Linked DNA regions of Homo sapiens: region 1 is linked to region 2. Evidence: chromatin loops called from intact Hi-C (ENCODE). Cell type or tissue: heart left ventricle. All regions are shown on one strand. Each heading gives the region's core, and the rest is flanking DNA. Links, peaks and the distances in the headings are about the cores only.

Region 1 (7,172 bases), core at 1,501-5,500, 68 kb after region 2:
GGCACTTGAACGGCCGGTCGCCTGTGTGCACACGCCGGTGCATGGCCAGGTCCGCCGGCTGCCGGAAGTCCTTGCCGCACTTCTCGCAGTGGTATGGCTTCACCCCTTCATGGGCGCGCTGGTGGCGACGGAAGCTCGAGGGGTCGGAGAACATGCGGCCGCAGCGCGGGCACAGGAAGGGCTTCTCCCCCGAGTGCGTGCGCTCGTGGCTCTGGTAGGAACTGAGCTGCGTGAAGCCCTTGCCGCAGGCCGGGCAGCGGTAGGGCTTCTGTGCCGCGTGGATGCGCTGGTGGCACGTGAGCGAGGATGAGCGGGAGAAGCTCTTCCCGCACTCGGAGCAGAGGAAGGGGCGCTCGCCGGTGTGGGACCTGCGGGGGTGTGGAGGACTTGGCATGAAGGCGACAGACCCATAACGTGACCCCACTGCCTGTCTGGGCTGTACTTTAGGGGCTCCCCAAACGTTCGTGGGGGCCTAGGCTTAATCCCCTAAGAGCCACATGGCTGCACCCCAGAGGAAGAAGCCTTCAGGCTGGCTGGGTGTCTCTATTCCAAAGACCTGTCTCTGCACATTAAAGACCAAGATATGGGCCGGGCGCGGTGGCTCACGCCTGTAATTCCAGCACTTTGGGAGGCCGAGGTCAGGAGATCGAGACCATCCCGGCTAACACGGTGAAACCCCGTCTCTACTAAAACTATAAAAAATTAGCCAGGCGTGGTGGTGGGTGCATGTAGTCCCAGCTACTCGGGAGGCTGAGGCAGGAGAATGGCGTGAACCCGGGAGGCGGAGCTTGCAGTGAGCCGAGATCTTGCCACTGCACTCCAGCCTGGGCGGCAGAGCGAGACTCCGTCTCAAAAAAAAAAAAAAAAAAAGAAAAAGAAAAAAAAAAAAGACCAAGACATGGCCAGGCGCGGTGGCTCACGCCTGTAATCCCAGCACTTTGGGAGGCCGAGGCGGGCGGATCACCTGAGGTCAGGAGTTCAAGACCAGTGTGACCAAAACGGAGAAACCCCGTCTCTACTAAAAATACAAAATTAGCCGGGCATGGTGGCGCATGCCTGTAATCCCAGCTACTCGGAAGGCTGAGGCAGGAGAATCGCTTGAACCCGGGAGGCGGAGGTTGCGGTGAGCCGAGATCGCGCCATTGCACTCTAGCCTGGGCAACAAGATCAAAACTCCGTCTCAAAAAACAAACAAACAAAAACAAAACAAAACAAAACAGAAAACCAAGATACGTGTCCTCCGCCTTTTTTTTCCTGTTCCCCAGGCTGGAATGCAGTGGCCTGACCATAGCTCACTGCAGCCTCGACCTCCCAGGCTCAGGCCATCCTCCCACCTTATCCTCCCAAGTACCCGGGACTAGAAGTGTACATCCCCACGCTCGGGTAATTTTTTTATTTTTATAGAGACGAGGCTTGCTGTGTTGCCCAGGCTGGTCTTGAACTCTTGGGCTCAAGCAATCCTCCTGCCTCAGCCTCCCAAAGTGCTGGAATTATAGGCGTGAGCTATTGTGCCCAGCCTAGAAACATGTCATTAATGTAGAGGCTGAGAAAAAGAAAAAAAAAAATGACCTAGACAAACCAGGCCCCACTCACACCTCCTGGTCTCCACAAAAGACCCTCAGAACTGCCCAACTCCAAACCCCGCCCCCTTTCCAGCTGGCCTACAACGGAGGCCAATCTGACCCAATCCCATTCTCAGAGATCAACCTCAAGGTGGTTGCCACCTCTGCCCAATCAGGGGCACCAATTTCTCCCACATGCCTAGCCCCTCCCCTTGGATCTGCCATGCCCACCTTCCCATTGGCTCACTTTACCCTGAGACTCAAACCCAGGCCCCATTGGCTGCAGCAACGCTGTCGCCCTGCCCCGGAAGGCGCCCTGCCCCGGAAGGCACCCTCACCGCTCATGGTTGCGGAGGTCCTTGAGCTCCGCATAGGCTTTGCCGCAACGCTCACAGCTGTAGGGCCGCAGGCCAGCGTGAGTACGCCGGTGCTTGCGGAACACTGAAGGGTCAGCAAAGCTCTTGCCGCAGTCGGCGCAGGCGTAAGGCCGCTCGCCTGTGTGGCCACGCTGGTGGATCTTGAGCTTGGAGAGCGCGCCATAGGCCTTCGGGCAGTGCGCACAGCGGAAGGGCAGTTCGCCAGCGTGCGAGGCCAGGTGCACGCGCAGGCACACGGGCTGCATGAAGCGGCGGCCGCACTCGGGGCACGGAAAGGGCTTCTCCCCCGTGTGGCTGCGCCCGTGGCTGCGCAGCTCGGGTGCCGTCTTGTAGGCCTTGGGGCATAGCGGACACGCATAGGGCCTAGGCTTGGCCGCGGAGCCTGACACCTTCTCCCCACTGGCTTCCTCTGCCTTAGCTTCTGTCTCTGGCTTTGGCTTCACCTCGGCCACCTCTTCAGAGCAGTCTGCCGGCCCATGTGTGGCAGCGTGGCGCGCTGCCCTGGGCGCGTTTGGAAATGTCTTGGTACAGGACAGGCACTTGTAGCGGCGGCCCGAGCGCTTGTAGCCGGGGGCTGGGGACCGGGCCTCTGCAGCCTCCACTTCCATGGCCTTGGTGAACGGGGTTTCTCTGCAAGAGAAGCAAAGTTAGACCAAAGCCACATACCTTCGCCACTCCTGAAAGCCTCAGAGAGAACCCTATCTCATCTGCATTTCTCACCTCGGAACCCACACATCCTTCCTGCCCAGCATTCCTGGCTCTGACATCCTGCGTTCGTTTCCTCCCTGATCTGCTCATTGAAGAAAGGAGTTGGACCAAGTGTCCGCAGAGCCACTAAGAAAGGAGGCTGAGGGTCACAAAAGATTCACCTACACGTCCCCCCCCGCCCCCAACGGGCTTTTCCAAACACTGTGGCATTCCCAGAGGCCCAGGTTCCATCTGTCTCACCATCTTCCTTCTTCAGCTCAGTGTCCAAGAACTATGCCAGGATAAAGAGTGTACCCAGACGTGGGCCTGGCCTGAAGGTCTCCAAGCGCCCAGAAAAGACAGACCTGGGACCAGAAAAGGGCTGAGCCAATGGGCTAAATCTGGTAGCTGGCACTGTCTGGAAGTGACAGGTCCCCAGCATTTGTGTTTTCTTTCCTCCTCTGGATGGTTAGTCCTCAGAGACAGCAACTGTTCACACAGAATTCTGGCCTTGCACAGCTGTACGGGCCTCCGCCCCAGACTGGAATCTGTCCACTCTCTGCTCTGGAATCTTGTTGGCCTGTTCCCACAACTCTGGTAATGGAGAATCACTCAAGGCAGCCTGAGCCATTGCTAGCAGCTGGAAGCCTCTTTCTGAGTCATAACTGATGTATCTGATCTAACATGGCCTCCTGGGATACCAGCTCTAGCTGAGATCCCTACTTTCTGGTCCAGAACCCAGACGCCCTCCACCCAGCTGCTCCTGGGGATCATGGTTGGGAGGAAACAGGATTAATGGCTGTATTAGTCTTAACACCAGCTCATCCTCCCTGGGGGATGAAGGGAAGAGGATTATGGCAGATCCACTTAAGGAGTGCTCAGCAGCTGCTGCTGGGGGAAGGGGTCTGAGGAGTGGGGGCTGCAGGGAGCCAGGTGTGCCCAGAGGCTAGGGGGCCTACGTTCTACTTGCAGCCCTGTGGATTACTATGAGACCTCAGTGAAATGAGTGTTGTTTATAAGACTATTTCCGCCCGGCTGGGCGTGGTGGCTCACGCCTGTAATCCCAGCACTTTGGGAGGCCGAGGGGGGCGGATCACGAGGTCAGGAGACCGAGACCATCCTGGCTAACACAGTGAAACCCCGTCTCTACTGAAAATACAAAAAAATTAGCCGGGCGTGGTGGCGGGCGCCTGTAGTCCCAGCTACTCGGGAGGCTGAGGCAGGAGAATGGTGTGAACCTGGGAGGCGGAGCTTGCAGTGAGCCAAGATCGTGCCACCGCACTCCAGCCTGGGCGACAGAGCAAGACTCCGTCTCAAAAAAAAAAAAATAAAAAGACTATTTCCTCATCTGGACACGTTAGGGGTTGGTGGCTTCTAAGTTATGACACTGGGGTTCAGGAGGAGGAAACTGAGCTGAGCCACGAGGGTGCTAGGGGAAATACAGAGACTCAGGGCCCCTTATGCCAGGAAAGGGCGGGAGAAGCAGCTTACCTGGTTGACCCAGGGAGGACACAGGAGCCCCTGACGCGTGGCAAGGGCCACATCCTTAAAGTCAGCACCCTTCTGCCTGAAATCCCGGCCTCAGGCCTGCACGCTGCCCTCCCTCCCCAACCCCATGCAGCCGGTCTTCTCCCAAAAGTAATGAATGATGTTTCCTGTTCCCTGCTCAAGAACTTTCCATGGCTTCCACCACACCATGCAAATCCCCAGGTCCTTCCTGCTTGTTCCAAATCTGACAAGTCCTTCACTGGAGCCCCACTTCCACCAGGAGGATCCTCAAGCATCTCCCCTTTGGGTTTGGCCCCAATCCCACAAAACTCCATCTTATTCTCACTTGGTTATTTCACTTTTCCCACTAAATCCTAGGGCTTAGCCAGGTGTGGTGGCATGCGCCTTAAGTCCCAGCTACGTGGGAGGCTGAGGCGGGAGGATCCTGTGAACCCAGGGGTTCGAGGCTGCAGGGAACTATGATCGTACCACTGCGCTCCAGCCTGGGCAACCTGGTGAGACCCCATCTCTACTAAAAATAAAAATTAGCAGATGTGGTGGCATGTGCCTGTAGTACTGCCTACTTGAGAGGCTGGGGTGGGAGGACTGCTTGAGCCCAGGAGTTCAAGGCTGTACCACTGCACTCCAGCCTGGGAGACAGGGCAAGACACTGTCTCAATCAATCAATCAATCAATAATCAATCCTGGGGCTTGAAGATAAGTTAAAGGGACTGAATTCTAACCTTTCTGATGACTTGAATTCTTCCTACAGTTTCCAAGGGATCCCTCCCTATTTCTGGATGAGGTACTCACTACCTCTTCCAGACGGTTTCTGGAGAGTCTGCCTGATAATGTTCCTCCTTAATAAAAATGATAGCTTGGGCCAGGTTCAGTGGCTCACACTAGCACTTTGGGAGACCAAGGCGGGTGGATCGCTTGAGCCCAGGAGTTCAAGACAAGGCGGGTGGATCCCTTGAGCCCAGGAGTTCAAGACCAGCCTGGGCGATATAGCAAAATCCCATTTCTACAAAAAATACAAAAATTAGCCAGGCATGGTGGAGCATGCCTGTACTCCCAGCTACTCCAGAAGGCTGAGGTAGGAGAAATGCTTGAGCCTAAGGAGACTGAGGTTGCAGTAAGCCAAGATGGTGCCACTGCACTCCAGCCTGGCAACAGAGTGAGACCCCATCTCAAAAATAAATAAATAAATAAATGATAAAAAAGATAGTTCACATTTACTGAGCACTCGCCAAATACCAGGCAGTATCCTAAACTCCTTATGTGTATTAGCTCAGTTACCCTTCATGGCAACCCCATGAGGAAAGTTCTATTATTCCATTTTCACAGATAAGGGAACCAAGGTCCAGAGAAATGGTTCAGTATTTTGTTAAGTGCCCAGTCCCTGAAGCCAAACTGTCTGGCTTCAGATTTTGCCTCCATCACTTCCCAGCTGATGTGACCGTGTGTAATGTACTGCATGTCTTAGAACCTCAGTTTTCTAATCTGAAAAATGGAGATAATGACAGTACTTACCTGACAGAGTTGGGTGAGGAATGAATGAGTCAAAAATAATTACTGTCCTCAATTATCAAAGCGTCTTCTTAGAGCCAGACACATTGCTGGGTGTGCTGGTTTATTTAATTTAATGTCTTATACCTTTCTGAGATAGGGATTCTTGTCCCTACTTTACAGAGGAATAAATCGAGGTTCCAAGAGTTAAGTGACTTGCCCATGGTCCCACAATGGGTAACCTAAGCAGCTGGGACTTCAGTCCAGGTGTTTAATTTGCCTTAAGTTGCTGGGGTCTTGCTCAGTGGTCTGGGGCCTCTTACGCTTGTCTGCTGCCTCCGCCAGCCCCACAGTGACCAGAACCCTGAGCTCAGGTCATACCTGTGTCTTCTCTCATCCTTGCAGAACTGCCCTGAGACCCTGGCCGGCACCCTTTATGTCTCTGCTTCCCTCTCAGAGGGCTTGACCCAGTGGTTCTGAGCTCTGGCCCTTCTACTGCCTCTTGCCAGCTCTGGGTCTCAGCCTTCCTATCTGTGAGTTAGACACCAGGTAGCTGGAGGGGAAATCCCTCCTCCCATGGCACTTCCCAGGGGAAAAGGTAGGGGAGTGCCAGGTTGGTCTCAGCATGCGCCCAGCTACACAAAGAGGCCAGGTAGGCTAGGTCTCTGTCTAACATCCCACCATTAAAAAAAAAAAAAAAAAAAATATATATATATATATATATATATATAATTTTTGAGATGGAGTCTTACTCTGTTGCCCAGGCTGGAGTGCAGTGGCGCGATCTTGGTTCACTGCAACCTCCGCCTCCTGAGTAGCTGGGACTACAGGCACCTGCCACCACACCTGGCTAGTTTTTTGTATTTTTAGTAGAGACGGGGTTTCACTGTGTTAGCCAGGATGGTCTCAATCTCCTGACCTCGTGATCCGACCGCCTCGGCCTCCCAAAGTGCTGGGATTACAGGCGAGAGCCACCACGCCCAGACTTTTTTTTTTTTTTTTATTAAAGAGCTTGAGGTAGGCCTCAGGAATCTGTATTTTAAATACACTCTGGATCATTCCAGCCAATACTTTTGTTTGTTTGGTTTTGAAACAAGATCTCACTCTGTCGCTCAGGCTGGAGTGCAGTGGTGCAGTCATGGCTTACTGCAGCCTTGACTTCCCAGACTCAAGCAATCCTCCCACTTCAGCCTCCCAAGTAGCTGGGACTACAGGCATGCACCATCATGCCTGGCTAATTTTTATTTTATTTTTAGTAGAGATGAAGTCTTGCTATGTTGCCTGGGCTGGTCTAGAACTCCTGGGCTCAAGTGATCCTCCCACCGCAGCCTCCCAAAGTGCTGGGATTACAGGCGTGAGCCACCGTGCCTGCCCAACCAATACTTAAGAACCAAACACACATCCTTAGGTCTCCACGAGCTCTCAGGAGAGGAGCATTTTAAGTGTTCACTACACCTCTTTTTCAGATATTGAGATTAAGGTCCCCACAAAGGAAAAACTGTACACAAGGACACACAGCTGGTCAAGGAGCCAGACTCGAACCCAAGTC
Region 2 (7,172 bases), core at 1,848-5,847:
CTCATTGTGCCTCGTCTCAATCTCATTCAGCGCCTGCTTCGTCATCTGTGAGTCCATTTTGATCTAGGGTGACGAGGGAGAGAGCTACAATCACCCTTCTCCGCCATGAGCGCCTCCACCGCAGTGGAGTGGCCAGGGTCAAATCCGGTGTCATTTACTAGCTGAAACCTTAGGCACATTATTCACCTGCTCTTGGCCTCAGTTTCCCCACCTAGAAAATGTGGATCATAACACTGCCCACCTCACAGGGTGGTTGTGAAGACTGAGTGAGTTAATATGTACACATTGGTCAGGCACGATGGCTCACACCTGTAATCCCAGCACTTTGGGAGGTGTGTAGATCACCTGAGGTCAGAAGTTTGAGACCAGCCTGGCCAACATGGCGAAACCTCGTCTCTACTAAAAATATAAAAATTAGCCTGGTGTGGTGGTGGGCACCTGTAATCATAGCTACTCAGGAGGCTGAGGCAGGAGAATTGCTTGAACCCGGGGGGGCAGAGGTTGCAGTGAGCTGAGATCACGCCACTGCACTCCAGCCTGGGCAACAAGAGTGAAATTCCATCTCAAAAAAAAAAAAAGAGTCAGGGCTGGGCACAGTAGGTAGCTCATGCCTGTAATCCCAGAACTTTGGGAGGCTGAAGCGGGCAGATCACGAGGTCAGCAGACCAAGACTATCCTGGCTAATGCGGTGAAACTCCGTCTCTACTAAAAATACAAAAAATTAGCCGGGTGTGGTGGTGGGCGCCTGTAGTTTCAGCAACTTGGGAGTCTGAGGCAGGAGAATGGCGTGAACCCGGGAGGCGGAGCTTGCAGTGAGCCGAGATTGCGCCACTGCACTCCAGCCTGAGCCACAGAGCGAGACTCCGTCTCAAAAAAAAAAAAAAGAGTCAGTAGGGAGAGGCCTGTAACCCCAGTACTCTGGGAGGCCAAGGCAGGAGGATCACTTGAGCCCAGGAATTTGAGGCCAGCCTGGGCAACATAGTGAGACTTTGTTTCTATCAAAAAAAAAAAAAAAAAAGGAAATTAGCTGGGCATGGTGGCGCCTGTGGTCCCAGCTACTCAGGAAACTGAGGCAGAAGGATTGCCTGACCCCAGGAGGTCGAGGCTGCAGTGAGCTATGATTGCTTCACTTCACTCCAACATGGGCCACAGAGTGAGACCATGCTGAAAAAAAAAAAAAAAGAAAGCCAGTGGGGAAGAGACCGTGACCCACAGTCAGATATGCCTCCTCTCCACAAACACCCAGCCTCAGCCAGGTGACTCACTTCCCAAATTACTCACTGTTCTTACCACATTGAGCCACTCCTCTGCTCTACAGCCTGCCATGGCTCCCCACTACCCAAGGCTCCACACCTTCCCTTCAGCAGTCAAGGCCCAGACTCCCTCTCCCCTCATCTCCTGCTCATCCTATGACCATTCTATAAGCCGAAATCATACAATGGCTGTTTGGACAGTGTTCAGTCTCCCCGTCTTTTTTTTTTTTTTTTTTTTGGTTTTTGTTCTTTGTTGAGACAAGTTCTTGCTCTGTCACCTAGGCTGGAGTGCAGTGGTGCTATCATAGCTCACTGCGGCCTTGACCTCCTGTACTCAGGCAATCCTTCCACCTTAGCCTCCCGAGTAGCTGGGACCACAGGCACACGCCACCATGCCTGGCTAATTAAAGCAGGTTTCACCATAGAACTGATTTGCCTACATTAAAAGAAATTGTTTTTTAAATCAAAAAAACATTTTTTTTGTAGAGATGGGGGTCTCACTTTGTTGCCCGGGCTGGTCTACGAACTCCTGGGCTCAAGCCCTCCATCCTCCTTGGCCTCCCAAAATGCTGGGATTACAGATGTGAGCCACCACACCGGGCTGCTCAATGCGTTTTCAACAAAGATCAGTTCTCCAAATAACAATGAGCTGAAAACTTTTAAGACAGTCATAGCGCATCCTTTAAACCTGGTCTAGAACCCTTAACCAGAGTCATTTTGCCACCAGAAACAGAAACGGAGACAGGAGTGGGCAGGCCGGGGCAAAAGTCCACTGAGAGAAACAAGAACTAGGTTCGGGGAAAGCCCATCCTTTCTTTCTTTTTTTTTTTTTTAAGAGACAGAGTGTCAGTCTGTTGCCCAGGCCGGAGTGCAGTGGCAAGATCTCGGCTCACTGCAACCTCCGCCTCCCAGGTTCAAGTGATCCTCCTGCCTCAGCCCCCTAGTAGCTGGGATTACAGGCACGTGCCACCATGCCCGGCTAATTTTTGTATTTTTAATAGAGACAGAGTTTTGCCATGTTGGCCAGGCTGGTCTCGAACTCCTGACCTCAGGTGATCTACCTGCCTTGGCCTCCCAAAGTGCTGGGATTACAGGCATGAGCCACTGGGCCCGGCCAGCCCATCCTTTCATATGTAAAAGGACAAGGGCAGCACAGGGGACAAAACCTAAGCAAAACTAAAACTTGTTTTAAAAAAAATATTCAAAATGTAGGCAAATTAGGCTGGATTCGGTGGTTCACGTCTGTAATCCCAGCACTTTGGGAGGCTGAGGCAGGCAGATTATTCGAGCCCAGAAGTTTGAGACCAGCCTGGGCAACAGAGGAAGACCCCCCATCTCTACAAAAAAAGGTTTTTTTAGGCCGAGTGGTGGGCGCCTGTAATCCCAGCTACTCGGGAGGCTGGGGCAGGAGAATCGCTTGAACACAGGAGGCGGAGGTTGCAGTGAGCTGAAATCTCGCCACTGTACTCCAGCATGGGTGACAAGAGCAAAACTCCGTCTTGAAGAAAAAAAAAAGAAAAAAAGTTTTTTTTAATTAAAAAAAATTTCTTTTAATGTAGGCAAATCAGTTCTCTGGTGAAACGACTTGCTTCAGTAGCAGAGTATGTCGTGTATCCTAGGGCTCGAGAGTTCTGACTCTGAAACTAGACAGGATTCAAGTCCTGGCCCTCTCCCTCGCTCTGAGATCTTGCCAAGTGATTTCATCTCTCTGGGCCAGTTTTCCTCATCTGTGAAATGGGGTTTCCTCGAAGGGGATGTGTGAGTATTAAATGAGTTGGTGGGTGAATGTGAAGATGGAAAGTGCTTAGAACAGTGCCTGGCACACGAACGACTCCGTCATCTGATGGGGGTGCCTTCCTGCTCCGCTCCCATGGAATTCCCCAGTTCCCGGCTCAGGCTTCCCGCTGCTCATTTTTCCAGGGTGGACTTAGGACCTTAGTTCAACCTGAACTTAGGGAGGGGAGGCAAAAATTTTCCAAAAGCAGAGCCCGCCCCACCCGCGGCTCACGTCATCTGTGAAGATGGCCAGCTTCCCGCTCTCCAGCATGTCTTCCAGTTCTTCGTTGGTGGTGGTCCTTCCAGCTGCGGGAAGAAAGGACTCCCTGCTCGGGGGCTGGGACAGCCTGGGGGCCTGAGGTGGGGTGATGGGGCGGGGACCTGGGGCCCACCCTCCCACGCCGCCTTAAGCCAGGGGCCCCCTCCAGAGAGGAAATGCCTGGAAGGGGGCTTGGGCAGCCTCAAGGAGTTCGGGGTCCTGGGGTGGGGGGCACACGCACTGATCTCCAGTTGCCGCTGGATCCGGTCCTTGCAGCGGTCCCGGTACTTGGACTGGGTCGCGTTATATTCGGTCATTACCTCCACGAACTTCCGGGACAGTGTGGAGTGCTACGGTGGGGGTGGGGGGACAGACGGATCAGGGAGGTAGTCAGGGATCAGGGAGGGAGTCAGGGAGCAGAGACCGAGGCAGGTGAGGAGGCAGTGCATGGGCGGAATAAGGAGGAAGCGCTGAATTAGTTTACGGTCCCTTCTTCAGCTCTGGCCGCGATCCCAAACCCTGACAAGTTCATGGTTCCCTACCCGCCCGGCACCCCCATCTTAGGCCAACACCAGCTAGAGACACTGCTACTGCGCTGAGATGCGGCTCGACCCCGCCCTCCCCGAGAGCCCCGCCCAGGGCCCCGCCCGCTCTAGCCTCGCCCCCAGAGCCCCGCCCCAGCCCTCCCTGACCACGCCCCCGCCGGTGCTTGGCCCTGGCCCGCCGGCCTCCAGCCTGGGCTCCTCCCGAGCTGGGTCCCGACCCGACCCCCAATGGGCTGCCGCCTCCTACCTGGGTCTTGCGGATGCGCAGGTCCGCGGAGGAACGGTTCAGCCCCTCCTCCTGTTCAATGCTTTGCTCGATCGCTGCGGGAGAGAGGGCGCAGCGATGGGCGGGAGACCCGGGGCACATGGGGCGAGGGTCCGGGGCGTACGAATGGTCAACACCCCGCGGCAGCGCCAGGCCCGGGGAGAAACGTCATCCCCAGGGCGAGTTGCGGGCAGCGGTGCCCCAGGGTGGTGTTAGGAGCCAGCAGATAAACAGACGAACAGACGTTTGAGGGGGTTCCGAAGGCAGGCAGGAAGGGATACTGAGGGTCAGAGGGTCACCAGACAGAAGGGGGCTATTTGTTCTAGTGGCAGAACTGGGTCTTGGAAAGTCCCATCAGTGGTAATTCCTGTCCAACTCCATGAGGGCGTGCCGGCCCAGCCCGCGTGAAGGGGCCATGTATGTGGGGTGCTCCCTACTTCCTACAGCCTCTGGACAGGGGGCAAGAACACAGCCTGCCTTTTTTCTGATGGAAGGCAGTCACCTCCAGGTGGATCAGGTTCTAGTGGCCCCTCTTTCCCAGGGGAATTCAAGGGCAAACACATGGATATTCCAAGGGAGAAAGCAGCCCTCTCCCTGCCCTGTAAGGTGATCCCCGATCCGGGAATTCCCACTTCTGAAGGACGTTCTGGAAAAGTGCACAGATTAACTGAGATTCCTGCTTCTGGATCAAGCACTCCTGACACTATCGTTCCGATTTTCTAAAAAAGAGATTGTGGCAAAATCTACCTCGGTGAGATCAGAAAATGCAGCAGGGATGAATCACCGGCCCTCTCAGACCTCACCAGCCTCCAGGCCATTCCTAAGAGCCTCACTCCTCCGTTCTGTTGGCAGTGGGGGAGGTACGGGGCCGGATGGCACCCCAAGGCTCCCCCGATTGAGTGACAGCTCTGGCTCAGCAACACATGGCCCAGGGATATTGGAATCGGCTGGCCCAGATTGGGGCCCGACTGTCAGCCTTGGGGCTGGGGTCAAGTCCGGAGGGAGGGGTCTCTTACAGGATCTCATTGACTTTTTACAACATTCCTGGGAGTTCAGTGATATCAGCTCATGTTTTAGACTAGAAACTCAGTTTCCAGTGGGCAAAACCACTCACTCAAGGTCACACCCAAAGCCTGAGCTCATGCCACCAGCTGGAAGAGGACTAAGAGAATCCTCTCTCCTTTCCTGGAGGTCTGAAAGGTCAGCTTCTCTAAACCACGGCCACTTTTCCAGCTTCTTTCTTGGTCTATTCCTGAACCCCTCACCCACAGAGCCCTCCCCAGGGTCTTACAGAGAGTGTTCAAGGTCAAGGCTTGATGGACCTAGAGAAACCATTGAGCCCAGGGGATTTTAAACTGCCAGCAGGAACCTTGTTTCTGAGAAGGAATTTCAGGGGCTGTTGCAGAGAATGAAGAGAGGTCAGGCAGGTAGGTGCTCCCAGCTCCAGCTCAGCTAGAACAACCTGACTTTTATGTTTTATATATTGGGATTCTTTGTATGACTTTGGAAAAAAAAGTATTTTGATGCCCTCCACCCCCCACCCCCAAAACAAGCTAATTTTGAAATTGCTTTCATTTGTCTTACTGTACTGATAAGGAAGCTGAGAGTAGGGGACTTGTCCAGGGTGAGCTGATGGTGGAGGTTAGACTCTGTCTGCCTGGATTTGCACTTAACATGCTCCCAGATTCAGACAGTTTCCATCCAGCAGACTCTCCTGAGTACAAAGGGCTTGTTTTTACAAATCCACATCTGAGGCTCACATATGGCCTCCCCTCCAGTCCAGAGGGCATGGAGTTACTACCCTTCTCTCTCTGGGCCAAGGTCAGTGTTCTCCAGGCCAGGTAGCTGATATAGCTCCTCTTCCCCAAAGCCTAGCAATGTGCCTCGGACATTGGAGGTGCTCAGCATATGTTTTCTGATACTGACTTACCAGGAGCATGCAAAACAGCATGCCAGTAACACTGCTATTTCCCTGGTATGAGCAGACAAGGAGGTTCCCAACCCACGGTGCTTTGGGGGAAGGTGGTTATTACCAGCACCCAAGTCCTTAAATTAGAGTGAATAAATGAACATTTGGCAAGTCCCTCTTGAAAGCTCGCCAGCCCCTGATGTCAGCCACACAAGTCCAATCTGTCCTGAGCCAAGGATACCGATTCAGAGGCATTTGCTGGGCCCACCCACTGGGTGCTCTGTGCCATGCCGGGGGCCTGCTCAGGAGAGATGAGGACTTAATGAAATCGAAGCCACTCGGAAGATCACCTTTTTCTGGTGAACCTTCATGCTGGTGGAACCAGCAGGGCTCAGATGCAATTTAGACAGTCTCCTTTCCCTCATTTCCTATCATATATCTTTCTCCAAAGAACTGGAGCAAGGGGGAAAGCTGGGGTTTTGTGCTTTCTGACTGTTTAATAATCTGGCTCCTGGAACTTTGTAGAAATTCCTTAGAGAAAGGCCTGTTTTGCTCAATGGATGGCAAAGTTCTTTTTTTTTTTTTTTGAGAAAGAGTCTTGCTCTGTCACCCAGGCTGGAGTGCAGTGGCGCGATCTCGGCTCACTGCAACCTCTGCCTCCCGGGTTCAAGTGATTCCCCTGCCTCAGCCTCCCAAGTGGCTGGGATTACAGGCGCCTGCCACCATGCCCGGATAATTTTTGTATTTTTAGTACAGATGGGGTTTCACCATTTTGGCCAGGATTTGGTTAGGATTTTGAACTCCTAACCTCAGGTGATCCACCCACCTTGGCCTCCCAAAGTTCTGGGATTATAGGCATGAGCTACCACGCCCAGTCCCTTTTTTTTTGTTTGTTTGTTTTTTGTTTTTTTTTTTTTTGTTTGAGACAGGGTCTCTATCTGTAACCCAGGCTGGAGTACAGCAGCATGATCTCGGCTCACTGCAGCCTCGACCCCCTGGGCTCAAGCGATTCTTGTGCCTCAGCCTCCCAAGTAGTTGGAACAGAGGCACGTACTACCATGCCCAGCTAATTTTTTTTTTTTGAAACAGAGTCTCTCTCTGTCACCCAGACTGTAGTGCAGTGGCGCGATCTCAGCTCACTGTAACCTCCACCTCCCGGGTTCAA

What was found. A loop is a pair of places that touch in the nucleus more often than their neighbours do. Peaks named below come from ENCODE experiments on the same cell type or tissue, not always from the same donor. Only the 100,000 strongest peaks of a DNase experiment are listed, where the experiment ranks them.
Region 1: a loop joins it to region 2, with 2.1 times the contacts of the local background. A loop is called at or near these places in 41 of 110 quality-filtered maps.

The regions. Positions count from the first base shown.
Region 1 is chr16:31,061,913-31,069,084 of GRCh38, forward strand. ZNF668 (zinc finger protein 668) reads right to left here. Exons shown (of 3, transcript NM_024706.5): 2 at 1,901-2,569; 3 at 1-368. The coding sequence starts at 2,547. Among named protein-coding and RNA genes, the nearest start is that of ZNF668, 8.7 kb to the right of the region's middle. RefSeq lists enhancers at 1,738-2,365, 2,366-2,993. In heart left ventricle, for the core only: no CTCF peak of the experiment used is centred there; DNase peaks (open chromatin) are centred at 2,199 and 3,184; H3K27ac peaks cover 1,735 bases.
Region 2 is chr16:30,993,422-31,000,593 of GRCh38, forward strand. STX1B (syntaxin 1B) reads right to left here. Exons shown (of 10, transcript NM_052874.5): 5 at 4,081-4,154; 6 at 3,530-3,638; 7 at 3,262-3,335; 8 at 1-63. Among named protein-coding and RNA genes, the nearest start is that of HSD3B7, 12 kb to the left of the region's middle. RefSeq lists enhancers at 1,954-2,013, 2,024-2,113, 7,066-7,172 and a silencer at 3,954-4,023. In heart left ventricle, for the core only: no CTCF peak of the experiment used is centred there; a DNase peak (open chromatin) is centred at 3,960; H3K4me3 peaks cover 1,896 bases; H3K27ac peaks cover 1,186 bases.